2 separate regions of the Homo sapiens genome follow, and region 2 is linked to region 1. Evidence: chromatin contacts called from ENCODE Hi-C or POLR2A ChIA-PET data. All regions are on one chromosome and are shown on one strand. Each heading gives the region's core, a stretch centred on a gene start or an enhancer-like site at or near the end of the contact. The rest is flanking DNA. Distances are from core to core; before and after follow the strand shown.

The links. Hi-C counts contacts between places; a loop is a spot of excess contacts on that map. ChIA-PET counts read pairs that join two places held with the same protein, here RNA polymerase II (POLR2A). Pooled maps may share reads with other maps.
Region 2: a loop to region 1 is called in a pooled map, with 2.1 times the contacts of the local background. The contact joins two enhancer-like sites. A Hi-C loop is called at or near these places in 2 of 50 pooled maps. POLR2A ChIA-PET finds 5 or more read pairs at or near these places in 4 of 52 experiments (GM10248, H1, WTC11 and 1 more).

The regions. Positions count from the first base shown.
Region 1 is chr12:108,768,642-108,776,022 of GRCh38, forward strand. No RefSeq gene overlaps it. Among named protein-coding and RNA genes, the nearest start is that of CORO1C, 41 kb to the left of the region's middle. RefSeq lists a silencer at 109-178 and enhancers at 1,736-2,236, 3,495-3,604. Within about 2 kb of position 5,255, at least 17 of the 41 ENCODE cell types and tissues checked have a DNase peak (open chromatin) inside an H3K27ac peak, as active enhancers do.
Region 2 is chr12:108,609,115-108,616,495 of GRCh38, forward strand. No RefSeq gene overlaps it. Among named protein-coding and RNA genes, the nearest start is that of TMEM119, 15 kb to the left of the region's middle. RefSeq lists a silencer at 879-1,173. Within about 2 kb of position 4,522, at least 2 of the 41 ENCODE cell types and tissues checked have a DNase peak (open chromatin) inside an H3K27ac peak, as active enhancers do.

The DNA of each region.
Region 1 (7,381 bases), core at 4,005-6,504:
AGGCGCCTCCCGGAGTCCCCTGCGGGGCGCTCTGGAGCCTGTGCACCTGGAGGCCGGCAGACACTCCGGGCCTGCAGCGGGGACCCTCGGAGCTGGAGAGCTCCAGGAGGTGCAGGCAGCGCGCCACCTCCTCCAGACGGTACACGACGGGGCGTCGCGCCTCCAGGGCTAGGCCGGGCGGATGGAGGGGGTCCCCGGAGCCCGGGGGAAGTGGCGCAGTGGGCGTCTGCATCGGCCCGAAGGCACTTGCGCAGAGGTCCGGCAGGCAGCAGAGCACCTTGTGGGCGTGGTCGCTGGAGGCAGCGCCTGGCACCCCCATCTGGCACAGAGCGTCCCTGCCCTGCCCCCTGGGGCTGCGGAGGCCACCTCCACGCCCATTTGCCATCCCTGAGCCGCTTCTGCGACCTGTGGGGGTGGGGCGAGGGTGACTGGGCTTTCTCTTCCCCTTTCTTTGGAAGTTTCTATGACATCCCAAGCCCAAGAGCTGCTGGCATTGTGTCCTCCTCTCACCTGTCATCTGGGGGTCGGGGAGACAGACTGAACTCACCAAACCACAGAGCTCGCTGTGCACCCCTGAATGGGACACTATCTCTTCCTTCATTCAACAGACAGATCTGGGGCTGGGGTCAAGAGCCTCCCTCTTCCCATTGTGTGCTTAGGCAACTCTCTGAACCTCAGTTTTCTCATCTGTAAAATGGGAATGCTAAGAATAATACCATTTTAATAGTGTTTTCAGGATTAATAAGAAAACAACCAAAGTGTTTGGCATCCCGGAGGCCTGCAGCAAAGGGGCTGTTTCTGGTTTTGTTTTGTTTTGTTTTGAAACAGGGTCTCACTCTGTCACCCAGGTTGGAGTGCAGTGGAGCTGTGCAGCGGCGTGATCTCGGCTCACTGCAGTCTCTGCCTCCCAAGTTCAAGTGATTCTCCTGCCTCAGCTTCCTGAGTAGCTGGAATTATAGGTGTGCTGCATGCCCGGACATTTTTTGGATTTCTAGTAGAGAGGGGGTTTCACCATGTTGGCCAGGCTGGTCTCAAACTCCTGACCTCAAGTGATCCGCCTGCCTCGGCCTCCCAAAGTGCTGGGATTACAGGCGTGAGCCACAGCCCCCAGCTGGGGCTGTTTTTGTTGAACCCTTCCTCCACCCCTACCTTCCTGCCCCCTCAGCCCAAGGGAACCCCCTGCCTGGTCCACCCAGGAGCCCATCCCTGCTGAGCTTTGGGTTGAGCAGGGAGAATGGCTAAGGCCGAAGCTGGAACCAGCAAGAGACAGGCTCTGTGACCTTGGACAAGTAACTGCCTCTCTCTGGGCCTCAGTTTCCCCATCTGTAGAAGACAGGTGCTATACTGCAACAAGTCAGAGGGGCAGCAATGACCGGTACATTTATGGAGCACTTACTGTATGCTTCATGCTTCACCTGCTTCCTAACAACCTTATGAGGCCACCAGCCCCACGGTACAGGAAGCAAGGCTCAAAGAGGTGGAGCGAGGCGTCTACGGTCATACAGCTATAAGTAGGGTTGGTAGACTTGAACCCCAGCTCTCCTTTCTGAGTAGCATGTTCCCCTGGGGGCCTTGGGCTAACTTTGGAGGGGCTTCCACCTCCCCAGCCCTCCCTTCCTTCCAACCTCCATCGGGAGGCGCTCCCCTGGAGGAGCAGCTGCCGCTGGCCCCCACCAGGCTGGGCACAGAAGGCCAGGGCTGGGCATGTTCCCCTGGGGGCCTTGGGCTAACTTTGGAGGGGCTTCCACCTCCCCAGCCCTCCCTTCCTTCCAGCCTCCATCAGGAGGCGCTCCCCTGGAGGAGCAGCTGCCGCTGGCCCCCACCAGGCTGGGCACAGAAGGCCAGGGCTGGGCTGCTGCTCTGCCTCCAGCTAGCTGGGAGATGAGATGGACAAACACGGGAGAGTCGGCCTGTTGGGGGAGGGCATTCTGGAAACCTGCCCTGGCTCTCCGGGTCTGCACCCAATAGCCACAGAAATGGAGACTCAGTTCCTTCAGCAATCTGTGCCCCTACTATGTGCTTGGCACTGAGCAAGGTTCTGGGGTGGGGTGGAAAAAACGGGACACCTGTCTGTCCTCCAGGAGCTCACCCTAAGTCACAGAAGCCCGTGTTGATGGAGGATTTACTATGCGGACTGCCTCCTTTAGTTCTTACTACAGCCAAGTAATTGGTGCTAATATTATCCCCAAGTGAAGTATTTGGAAGACGAGGTCCAGAGAGGAAAAGTGATTTGTCCGAGGTCATACTACTCGGTCAGTGTTGGAGCTGAGGTTTGAACCCCAGACAGGCTGACTCCAGGGAGGACCTGAACTGTCTCTCTACAGGGCTGTTCATAGAGTACCTACTATGTGCCAGTCATTGTAGGTCCTCTCCAACCCTCCCACAGACTGTACCCCTATTTTGCAGAGAGGGAAACAGAGGCTCAGAGAGGTTAGGTAACTGGGCCAAGACTACACAGCCAGGAAGTGGCAGAGCAAAGATTCAAACTCAGACTTGCCTGATTCCCCAAACTTCTCAGGACCCAAGAGGAGAAAAGAGATCAGCCCTATCATTCGTTCAGTCAGTCAGTCAGTCATTCAACAAGTATTTATTGAGCACTTATTATATCAGGTATAGGGCAGACAGCAATCAACCTGACCCAGCCCCTGCCCTCAGGGAGCTCACAGTCCTGGGCATATCCATGGGGTGCTCATACTAAATAGTTATCTCTTCAGCATTTAGGGGAGGGGCTGTCAGGAATAGCTTCCTGGAAGAGGCAGCTCTGGAATTCTGTCTGGGCCATCTAGGTAAGACATTTAACTTCTGAGTTTTTTCATCTGAAAATTAGTAATAATAAGGCTCACTTGGTCCAGTGTGGCTCAAGAAATGTCATCCATGCCCGGTGCAGTGGCTCACATCTGTAAATCCTACCACTTTGGGAGGCCAAGGCAGATGGATCACTTGAGCCCAGAAGCTCAAGACCAGCCTGGGCAACATAGGGGACCCTCATCTCTATAAATAATAATACTAAAAATGAGCTGTGTGTGGTGGCACATGCCTGTGGTTCTAGTTACTCAGGAGGCTGAGGAGGGAGGATCGCTTGAGCCCAGGAGTTCAAGGCTGCAGTAAGCTGTGATCGTGCCACTGCACTCCAGCCTGGGTGACAGAGCAAAACCGTCTGTTAAAAAAGGAAATGGCTGGGCACAGTGGCTCACGCCTGTAATCCCAGCACTTTGGGAGGTTGAGGCAGGTGGATCACGAGGTGAAGAGTTCAAGACCAGCCTGACCAATATGGTGAAACTCTGTCTCTATTAAAAATACAAAAATTAGCCGGGTGTGGTGGCACGTGTCTGTAGTCCCAGCTATTCAGGAGGCTGAGGCAGGAGAATTGCTTGAACCCGGGAGGCGGAGGTTGCAGTGAGCAAAGATTGCACCACTGCACTCCACCGTGGGCGACAGAGCAAGACTCCATCTCAAAAAAAAAAGAAAAAATTCTGTCATTCATGATTACTGTTATAATCCCAGCGAGCCCCTACCACAGGGCACAGAAAGTGGGCAGGGAGAGAAGAGGGGTGATATCCCAAAGTCCATGCTTTGGGAGAGGACAGGTAGAGAGTTCCCAAGACCCTCAGAGCCCAGGAGTACAGGACAAACTAGTGAAAAGAATCCGCAGTGGCTTCAGACAGGGTGTCGCCTCTGTGGATCTGTGGCCAAAACTGTGACCTCAGCCAGGCCCCTGGGGCCTTCAGCAGGAATGAGGTCAGGGCTGTGGCTGGGGGAGAGAAAGGAGCAACAGGTGTTCAAGAACTAAGGACAGCTGCATAAAGGGTGGGGGAGGGGGGAGATTCTGAGCTTAGAGCTTTAGCATTGGTGTAACCTGAGTTCAAATCCAGGTAGGACACTCATCATGTGAACTTAGGCAGGTGATGTCACCTCTCCAAGCCTCACTTCCTCTTTTAGATATTGTGTTATTAATACCTGTATCACTAACTTGTCATAGAAAATCAGATCATCCTGACAATTACTTTATTGATTAATTGATTGATTGATTGAGACAGGGTCTCTCACTGTATCACCCAGGCTGGAGTGCAGTGGCACAATCATGGCTCATTGTGGCCTCAATGTCCTGGGCCCAAGTGATCCTCCCACCTGAGCCTCCTGAGTAGCTAGGACTACAGGTGCTCACCACCGCACCTGGCTAATTTTTGTATTTTTTGTAGAGACAGGGTTTCACCATGTTGCCCAGACCGGTCACGAACTTGTGAGCTCGAGCAATCCACCTGCCCGACCTCCCAAAGTGCTGGGATTACGGGTATGGTGTAGAGCACTTACCAGGGCCAGGGGCTGTTCTAAACACTTTCTACGTATATTTTGTTAATGAGAGGTATGTGGCACAGCAGCTGGCTCATGCCACATAAGCACAGCTGTTATCACTCCTCTGCATCATGTGATTTTGTTACAATCACTGTGTTTTACTAATCAGGAAAAACACCAGCAATAACAACAACAGGGAAAGCGAATTCCATTTTGGGAGCAGGATAGGGCCTTGGGCGATTCTGTGGGCCTGGCTGGGACCTAGATGAGGGCAAGAATTTCAGAGGGCCCAGTCCCTCTAGGGCTATGCACTTGAGGTCTTCTCTCAGGAACTTCAGGAAAAAAAGGCAGAATTAGAAACCTTTCCTAGGAAGAATTAGGAACTCTTGTCCTAGAAGTCCAACTTGCCTCCTAAATAGAGCATGTGTGTGTGTGTGTGTGTGTGTGTATGCATGTGTGTATGTATGCGTGCATGTATGCGTGTGTGTATGCGTATGCGCACGTGCATGTGTATGTGTGTGTATGTTTATGTGCACGTGCCTATGTGTGTATGCATGTATGTGCATGTGTGTATGTGTATGCACATGTGCATGTGTGTGTATGTGTACGTGTGTGTATGCGCACGTGCATGTCTGTGTGTATCTGTGTATGTGTATGCGCACGTGCATGTGTGTATCTGTGTATGTGTATGCGCACGTGCATGTGTGTATGCATGTGTATGCATGCGTGTGTGTATGCGCACGTGTGTGTGTGCATGTGTGTGTGTATGCGCACGTGCATGTGTGTATATGTGTGTATATGTATGCACACGTGTATGTGTGTATGCACATGTGTGTGTGTGTGTATGCGTGTGTTTGGTGGTATCGGGGCATTGTCCCAGATCACTGCCCAGCTCCTGGCCTTGCTCAGTCTTGCACGCTTTCCAGCCCAGCCCATCCAAGCCCTGCTGCCAACCGCCAGTCCCAGCTGTCTGTTGTGGCAGATGTTTTTGGCTGTGCCATAGCAACGCCAGAACAGGATGTAACTTGGATCACAGCAGGGACAAGCCCACGCGCACAGGCCGCCCATGCCTTTCCCCTCCCTGAAGGCCTGTTGGGAAAGACTGGTCAGGTCCAGGTCGAGGACAAATGGTGTTTGTTGTCTGGAGAGAGGCAGACCTCATGTCCTCTTGGGGTCAGTGGCAGGGGAGTGGGAGGACATAGTGCAAATCCTAGCTGAGCGCCTCCTTCAATGAGCTCAGGTTTGCATCCATTGGCTCTTCCAGGAGATGCTAAGGGAGTTGCCAGGTAGGACGAGAAACCACCTGTCAGCAAGGCCTGGCCTGTGGGGGCCGGCCTGTCTTCCCCACGATTATAGCAACTACTCATTGAGGGATTACTTTGTGCTACTTATGCTAAATACTTTCTATAAACAAAGAATATAAAGATTCAGGGGCATTTACTTTGTGTTAATTACACAGTGCTACCCTGTTTTTTTTAAGGAGCGAAGGTTTAATAGGCAAAAGAAAAAGAAAGAGAAAGGAAAACTGCTCTGTCTCTCTAGTGAGAGAGGGGAGACTTCTAAGAGGAAAAGAGCCACCAGCGGAGGATGCACTGGATTTTATAGTCAGGTTTGAGGAGGCGGTGTCTGATTTACATAGCGAACAAGATTACTTCCCTGAACTGTAAACTTCCCGCACATTGCATACACAGAGAGGATAGGAGATCCTTGCTCTGTCGCCCGGGCTGGAGTGCAGAGGCGTGATCTCAGCTCACTGCAGCCTCCACCTCCCGGGTTCAAGCAATTCTGTCTCAAACAAACAAAACGCAAAGTTGGAGATCCTGCTGCCAAAACCCCGTTGGGCAGTTGGAGGCCTGGGTCAGTCTAGAAGCCTTTGGATAACACCTGGGGTAGCCCCAGCCAGAAATCCTCAGTTGCTCCAAAACCTCTCCCAGCCCCACGTGACGGCTAAGTTCTCCATGAAAGGATGCTGGTTCAAACATGTCCAGCAAACCACGGGTGCTGGAGGATTCTCCATGTTCTCCCCAGTAAGACTGACGTCCGAGTCTTTAAGAATGGCAGCCACACTAACCGTGTTTTTAACTGGCTGATGGATACCCATTATTGATTTGACTTGGTTCTAAAATGGAGGCTGAGAGCCCTGAGATGAAAGGTCAGAGGTGGAGTCTGCTCCTCTACTCACCGTTTTGATGAAAGTTGTACCTTGGTATCCGGACAAGGTCCCCATTATGAAGCTGCTATGTTGTCTGGGGTAAATACCTGGGGTTCGTCATCTCGCACCAGGAAAATTTAGGACATGGACACACATGAAGAGTTTGGGAGCGGAGGTTTAATAGGCAAAAGAAAGAGAAAGGAAAACAGCTCTCTCTAGCGAGAGAGAGGGGACTTCGAGAGGGAAAGACCAACAGTGCTAGTCTTTATAATACTACTAGGAGGTTATTCCTGTTTTCCAAATGGGGAAACTGAGGTGGAGAGAGATTCAGTCACTTGTCCCAAGTAGCTGAATGTGTAAATTAAGGAGCTGCAATTGGGACCTAGGACTGTCTTGCTCCAAAACCCTTGATCGAATGGTAATGCTGCCAGGACTGGCTACATAATTTACTAGACCCAGTGCAAAACAAAAAGGCCACGCTCTTGTTTAAGAATGATGAGAAATTTCAAGATGGTGACAGCAGAACATGAAAACCAAGTGCAAGGTCTTCGCAAATTTATGCAACTGCCCTGAAGCCAGCCCTGGGCACTGTACTTCCATTGTCACAGCACGCAGTTCCCTTGCCACCCTCAGACACTCAGAAGGGTGGGCACAAGCAACCTAGAGCAGCTGACAGCCCAAGACAGTAAGCCCCTGCCTGGCACCCGAGAGCTACAGCGATCCAAAGGTACTCTGTTCCTGGGGACCAATGCAACCCCATCAAAGGGAGGGAAGGAAAGAGCCTTCCACAAAAATGCTCTACTGAGTTTCTAGAGCCACGGGCCTGGGAGCTTAGAGAGCAAATTTTAGCTCAATTTAAAAAAAAATTCTTTTATTAAATCTTTCCTTTTTTTTTTTTTTTCCCAAGATGGAGTCTTGCTCTATCACCCAGGCTGG
Region 2 (7,381 bases), core at 3,272-5,771, 160 kb before region 1:
CTAATGATAATAACAATCACAGCAACAGTAGTGACACCTGGATGGAGTGTCTTTTTTTTTTTTTTTTTGAGACAGAGTCTTGCTCTGTTGCCCGGGCTGGAGAGCAGTGGCACCATCTGGGCTCACTGCAACCTCCACCTCCCAGGTTCAAGAGATTCTCCTGCTTCAGCCTCCTGAGTAGCTGGGATTACAGGTGCCCGCCACCATGCCTGGCTAATTTTTGAATTTTTAGTAGAGATGGGGTTTCGCCATGTTGGCCAGGCTGGTCTCGAACTCCTGGCCTCAGGTGATCCACCCACCTCGGCCTCCCAAAGTGCTGGGATTACAGGTGTGAGCCACCGCACCCGGCTGACACAGTCTTTATTCACGCCATCTGGGCAGCAGCTAACACAGAAGCCTGGTATACAGCAGGCACTCCACAAGGCTACGGGGTGGAAAGTGACAAAGCAATCAGCCACCCAGCCCGTATCCTCGGAGGAATTGCGTGCAGACCCAGGGCTCGCCTCCCCACTTCAAACCCACAGCCCAGCTGGGGCTCAAGGGTGCATGAAGCCAATTGACCTCCCCAGGGCTGACTCCAACCCTTGTGAATTGGACACACGTGGGTGCTGGCCAGGGGGGATGGGCCGCAACAGCTGGAAACATCTGTTTTGAATTGTCGGTTGGAAGCACCGGCCAGGCAGCCAAGGAATCTGTGAGCTAATTTTAGGCCACAAGACCGAGAGCTCTGCTGGGCGGGGTCTCACTCCCCAAACCACAGGGGCGGGGGCTGTGGGGACATGGAGGCCTCCACGGTACTCCTTGGATGGTCCACGCTGACCCGGCAGCCAGGAACTCTCTCTCCCAGGGTGAGCATTAACTGGCACCGACTGTGTGCCAGGCTGTCCACGCTCACTCCACCCTTCCAAATCCCTAGGAGTAGGAAGGATGCTTCTCCCCATTTCCTAGGTGAGGAAGGGAGGCTGCCAGAGGTCAGCAAGTTGCCCAAGGTCATGCAACTCCTAAGCAGTGGAGCCAGGATTTGAACCAGGGTCGCCTGACTCCAAGCCTTAAACCTAAGGCCCCCCTGCTCTCTGCCCCTGCTGCTTAAATTTTGTCGGTCCCATTGCCTCGCCTCAGCCCCTACGCCCTCTGCAAAGCCTCCCTTGCTAGTCCCTTTATTCACATGTTTCCTGATTCTCTACCATGTGCCAGGCACCAGGCAGGGACAGGGAGAGAGTGGACATGAGGGACACAGGCCCCACCCACAGGCAGCGCAAATCAATCTATCAACATCACTCTGACCGTCACCAGTGCCTTGAAAGGAAAAGGGGGTGTCCTAGTGAATATCTGGGGGCAGGGCTGCAGAGTGGGCCTCTCTGAGAAGGTGACATCCAAGCTGAGGCCTACAGGATGAGAAGATGCCAGCTGTGCAGATATCTGGGAACAGGGCCCCAGGCAGAAGAAACAGCAAGGGCAAAGGCCCTGAGGCAGCACTACCTGAAAAAGAGCAAGAGAGCTCGTGGAGCCGGTGCAGAGTGGGAGGTGACGGGAGCTTTTCTTCACCCGTCCAAGCTAGATGACTGTCAACAGATGAGATGGCATCTGAGCTGGGCAGGAGTCAGGGCCCAGAAGCTTCTGCTGATAGGATCAGACAATCCTGCTAGCCCACGCATTTGTTTGTATCCAGAAATTTGCGGAGGGGCTACTGAACCTCTCAGGAAAATCAGTTGAAGCCTCTCCCTCTCAGGGGCTTGGAGGTCGGGCACAAAGCCAGATAACAGGGACTCCAGAAAGAGCTACCTCAAGGGAGTAGTGGGCATCTCAGAACCAGGGCTGAGACTGACCACCGTTGTGAGAACTCACCCTCACTCGGCCACCCTGGCAGGGTCCCTGTGCCTGTGAAAGGGGCTGTGCTTGTGCCACTTTTGTGCTTAGGTCTCCCTGCCATGGGGCCCTTTCCTTTCTCCTTTTTTCTTGGCAGGAGCAGCAATAAGGCTGTCCCGACGCACATCTCGGCGTGGCGTTCTGGTTCTGCCAACCTTGGGCATAGGTGTGCCCAGTTCTGGGGGGCCCTGTGTGTGTGCTAGAAAAGAGGCAGCAACCACTGCAGCCCTCCAGCCACCAAGGGATGCACAACAACCATGTTCATGATGACACAGAAGCATCTCTGGGTTTCCAGAAATCTTTGGGAAGGGGGGTTCTGGGAATCCCACACTGCCGAAGGGGAAGCCACAGAGCTGGGTTTCTCTACCACGGCACTTTTGGACTTCTGTGCTGTGGGGGGCTGTCCTGTGCACTGTGGGATGTCGAGCAGCATCCCTGACCACCACCCACCAGATGCCCACGATCGTGACAACCAAACACGTCTCCAGACATGGCCAAATGTCCCCTAGGGAGCAAAATCATCCCCGGGGAAGAACCACTAGCTCAGAGCACTCCTGTTTGGGCATTAATAACTAAAGGATAAAGCCTGGGGCCACTAGATTTCCTAACACTTTGGGTTTCTTTCTGTCCATTTGGGAATATTAGGAAAACACAGAAAAGTTGAAAGAAGCAAATTAAGCTCACCCAAAATCCTACCCTCAGTGACTAACCTCTCTCAATAATTTGGTATATTTCCTTCTGGTCATGTTTTCTTCATACTTGATAATCCTACTAGCCACGATTTATGGAGGACTTACCTTATAGCCACGATTTATGGAGGACTTACCTTATAGCCACGATTTATGGAGGACTTAACCTTCTAGCGACTATTTACGGAGGACTTACTTTCTGCAAGGCATCATGCTAAGTACTTTCCATGCCAGTCTCATTAAATCCCCACAACACCCCTGCAAGATGATACTATTATTATCCCATTTCACAGATGAAAAAACTAAGGCTCAGAGTTCATTTAACATCATGTCAAGGGCATTTTTCCATATTATCCTTCAAAAACATCATTTTCAATTGCTGAATCATGTTTGATTGATCATACACCTGGGGCTGCCTTATTTTCTTTACCTCTTCCAAGTTGCTGGAATATTCCACAAACATTTCTGAGTCACCTACTCTGGGCTAGGATCACACTAGAGGCTGAGGGCAAAGATGAGTCACAATTCCTTCCCACAAGCACACAGCATTTTATGCCCAGGGACTGTGTGGGCGAGTGCATGAGTGAGGGGTCGAGAGACCTTGTGCCCCTAAATGCTCAGCAATCAGGTCTCTGTCCACTTCTGCCCCCAGGGGGCGGTACAGCATGATCACCACAAAAGTCCTCAAGGCTAACCATGTTTCGACCCTAATTCACACGACACCTCAAACACAGAGGTTTGATCTTTTGTCGACTGTCTCTAGAGGCAGTTGGGCTACGTCAGTGAAAGACATTAGAAAGAGTTGTTCACCAGTGGCTCATGCCTGTAATCCCAGCACTCTGGGAGGCCGAGGTGGGGCGGATCACTTGAGGCCAGGAGTTCCAGACCAAGCTGATCAACATGGCGAAACCCCATCTCTACTAAAAATACAAAAAATTAGCTGGGTATGGTGGTGCACACCTGTAATCCCAGCTACTTGGGAGGCTGAGGCATGAGAATCGCTTGGACCCAGGAGGCAGAGGTTGCAGTGAGCTGAGATTGTGCCACTGCACTCCAGCCTGGGAGATAGAGCGTGACTGTGTCTCAAAAAAAAAAAAAAAAAAAAGTTGTTCACACAGGAGCTGTTTGTCATTACCTGGTTTCTCTCCCAGTGGATATAAAAAATATCCCATCACGTGGGGTGTGAGAACATCTTTGCCATTACCAAGAGGTGTCATATCGGCAAAGGCTCACATCCTTTTCTGAGGAATGCCACCTCTCCCCACAGCTGCAGGTCCCGCCTCTGGGCAGACGTTCTCACAGTCCTGCCTCCAGGTTTTCCCTCTCTCCCAAGCTGCAGCCTTCTGCTGCCTGGTGGGAGGCCTCTCTCAGGGCAGTACCCATTACATCAACCAGGTTCATTCACCTGCACTCTGCAGGCCAGGCTGGAGTGCGGTGGTGCAATCATAACTCACTGCAGCCTTGACCTACCAGGATCAAGGGATCCTCCCACCTCAGCTTCCTGAGTACCTGGGACTGCAGGTGTGCGCCACCATGCCAGGCTAATTACTTAAATTTGTAGAGATGGGGTCTCGCTATGTTGCCCAACCCAGGCTGGTTTCGAACTCCTGGCTCAAGTGATCCTCACGCCTCAGCTTCCCACAGTGTTGGAGTCACAAGCGTGAGCCACGGTAACATACAATCTGGCCAGGCTGTATGTTATATTGTGTGATTCCGATGATAAGTTCTGGAAAAGACCAGTGGTTACCCTTGGTGGGGAGGGAATGATTTGGAGGGACTTGCAGGGACCCTGTAATATGATAGAAACTTGTCTTATTTGGGGGAGCCATTGATAGTCTCTGAGCAGGGGAACAGCCACAGAAGGTAAGGACATTCACAGGGGACTTCCAGGAGGTGTGGCTTCCTTGGGCTTCCCGGTCACTCAGTCCCTGGGAGGGGCAGGGACAGCAGCTGTGGAAGCTCCAAGGAGCATGCCCAAGGCCCTCTGCCCTCACACACGCCTTGGCAGACCTCTGGGCTCACACAGCCTTGGGAATTCCCCCCAGTTCTGCTTCTGGCTCCTTGAAGCTGTCCCTCCAGCGGGGAACTAATACAGACGTCTCCCATCTCATAGAAGGAGAAATCGGGGCCTGAGAAGGCGGTGGCATGCCCAAGGTCTCATAGAGTGAGTCCAGGGGTGGTGGAAGGACGCAGCCCCCTCTGCTCCCTCAGCAATCTTTGGCACCACCTCCTCCCCGGCACCCAGCTCTGTAGAGGCTTCGTGAATGGGCAGTGCCCAGTGACTGCCTCCCAGTGACCCCCTCTCCCAGTTGGGGATGCTGTGAGCACAGAGTGGCCTCCAGAGAGGAGCTCTGTGGCTGATGAGAAGTCACGCCAGGACCTGGCTTGGAGAATTGGAGATTTGGAGATTTGGGGACTTCCCAGCCCCTTCTCAAGGAGCCAGCCTTTGGTGGCTGGTGGCCCCAGAAAGTCTTAGGAGTTTACTCCCGAATCTGTGATTTTTCATGCTGTGTGGCCTTAGGCAAGTCACTGAACCTCTCTGGGCCTCCATTTGCTCATCCATAAAATGGGGTTGAGAATAAGACCTAACCTCACAGGGTAGGTCGACTTCTGCTATTGTCAAGGGTAATTGTTTACAGTGCCCCGGGCCCTATGAGCATCCCATGTTACAGATGAGGACTGTGAGCCTTGGAGAGACACATGGCAAAGACAGAACCAGGCATCAGACTGACTTCTGTCTCCTTCCCAAGTCTTCTGGGGAATGAAAAATCCCTGCCTTGTGTGACTCTTATCTGAGTGGGAAGGACACATAAGCAGTGGCCACTTGATGGCATAAGCAGACACAGAGACGCCCATTCTACACATGGAAAGATTGAGGCCCCAGATGGAGGAGGAATAACCTGGAGTTAACTGTTGGCCAACCAAGCTGGTCTCTGTGCCCAGGACTGGGGCAAAGACGGGGTGAAATACTGCCCCGCAGCAAGTAGGGTGATGGGGGTGAGCAAAGGAGGAGCCCAGAGACATGGCTGGATCCAAAAAGATCTCCAGGGCCTGGGGGAGCTGAGCCCTAAAAGTGGAAACAAAAGGCAGAGAGGGCAGGAGCCGTGGGGCATGGGTGAGGAGGAGTGAGAGGGCCGGTTTGCCCAGACAGGCAGACATATAGGTGAGTGGGCAGCGAGTGAGGAAGCTGGAAACTTCTTGTGGACTTGGGCACTGGGGAGCCATTGATAGTCTCTGAGCAGGGGAACAGCCGCAGAAGGTAAGGACATTCACAGGGGACCTCAAAAGATGTGGCTTCCTTGGGCCTCCCCGTCACCCAGTCCCTGGGAGGGGCAGGGACAGCAGCTGTGGGAGCTCCAAGGAGCATGCCCAAGGCCCCCTGCTCTCACACATGCCTTGGCCGACCTCTGGGTTCACACAGCCTTGTGAATTCACCTGCTTGCCTGCTTGCTTATTGGTTTGCTTGCTTCTTGGGGTATATTTTACACACAGTAAAAAGCACCAATTGTAAAAATGCAGTTCAGTGAGTTTTGGCAAATGCAGACACCCGTATGACAACCAACCAGACCAAAATAAAACATGTTTCCATCATACCAGAGGGTTCCTGCAAGCCGCTGCTAATCATTTCCCACCCCCAAGAGTAACCACTGATCTTTTCCAGAACTTCTTATCATTGGAATCACACAACATACAGCCCAGCCAGATTGTATGTCACTGTGGCTCACGCCTGTAACCCCAACACTTTGGGAGGCCGAGGCAGGAGGATCAGTTGAGCCAGGAGTTTGAGACCAGCCTGGGTTGGGCAACATAGCAAGACCCCCATCTCTACAAAAAAATAAGTAATTAGCCTGGCATGGTGGTGCACACCTGCAGTCTTAGCTACTCAGGAAGCTGAGGCAGGAGGATCGCTGGAGCTTGGTAGGTCAAGGCTGCAGTGAGTTATGATGGCGCCACTGCACTCCAGCCTGGGTGACAGAGTGGGACCCTGTCTCTAAAAAGAAAAAAATATATAGCCTTTTGTGTCTAGCTTCTTTCAGTCAGCATGGTGTCTTTGAGATTCATCCATGTTGGCATGAGAATCAGTGCCTCACTCCTGTTTATTCAGAGTAATATTTCCTTGCACAGATGGACCACAGTTTATTTATCCATTCACCAGCTGATGGATATTTGGGTTGTTTTCAGTTTGGGGATCTTATGAACAAAGCTGCTGTACACATTTGTAGCAGTCTTTGTATGAACATCTGTTTTCATTCTCTTGGGGAGATACCTAAGAATGGGATTTCTGGCTTGGATGGGGAGTACATGGTGAGTACACGTCTAACTTTATAAGAAACTGCCCAACTGGTTTCCAAAGTGGCTGTATCATTTTGCATTCCCACCAGCAACATGTGAGTGTTCTAGCTTCTCCACATCCTCACCAGCACTGGGTGTTGTCAGTCTTTCTAATTCTAGTCCTGCTGGAGGGTGTGAAGTGGCATCTGACTGTGGCTTTAATTTGCATTTCCCTGATGGCTAATGACCTCAAGCATCTTTTGCAACAGCTTTCCTGGAACCTCCACCTGGAGGTTGAGCAGGCCCTGAGACCCAACTTGGCTGAACCCCAGCTCAGGACACTCCTCTTACCACCAGCCCTGCAACCTCCTTCCATGGCTTTCCCAGCCACCCCGTGGCACCCTCATCAGGATAGCTGCCCAAGTCAGAAACCTGAGATTTCAACCTCCTTTTTCCTCACTTCCAACCCATCAGCAACTCCTACCCTTTTCTTCCCAATTACCTCTCGATTCCACAACTTCTTTGCACCCTGCTCTAGTCCAGGTTCTCCTCAT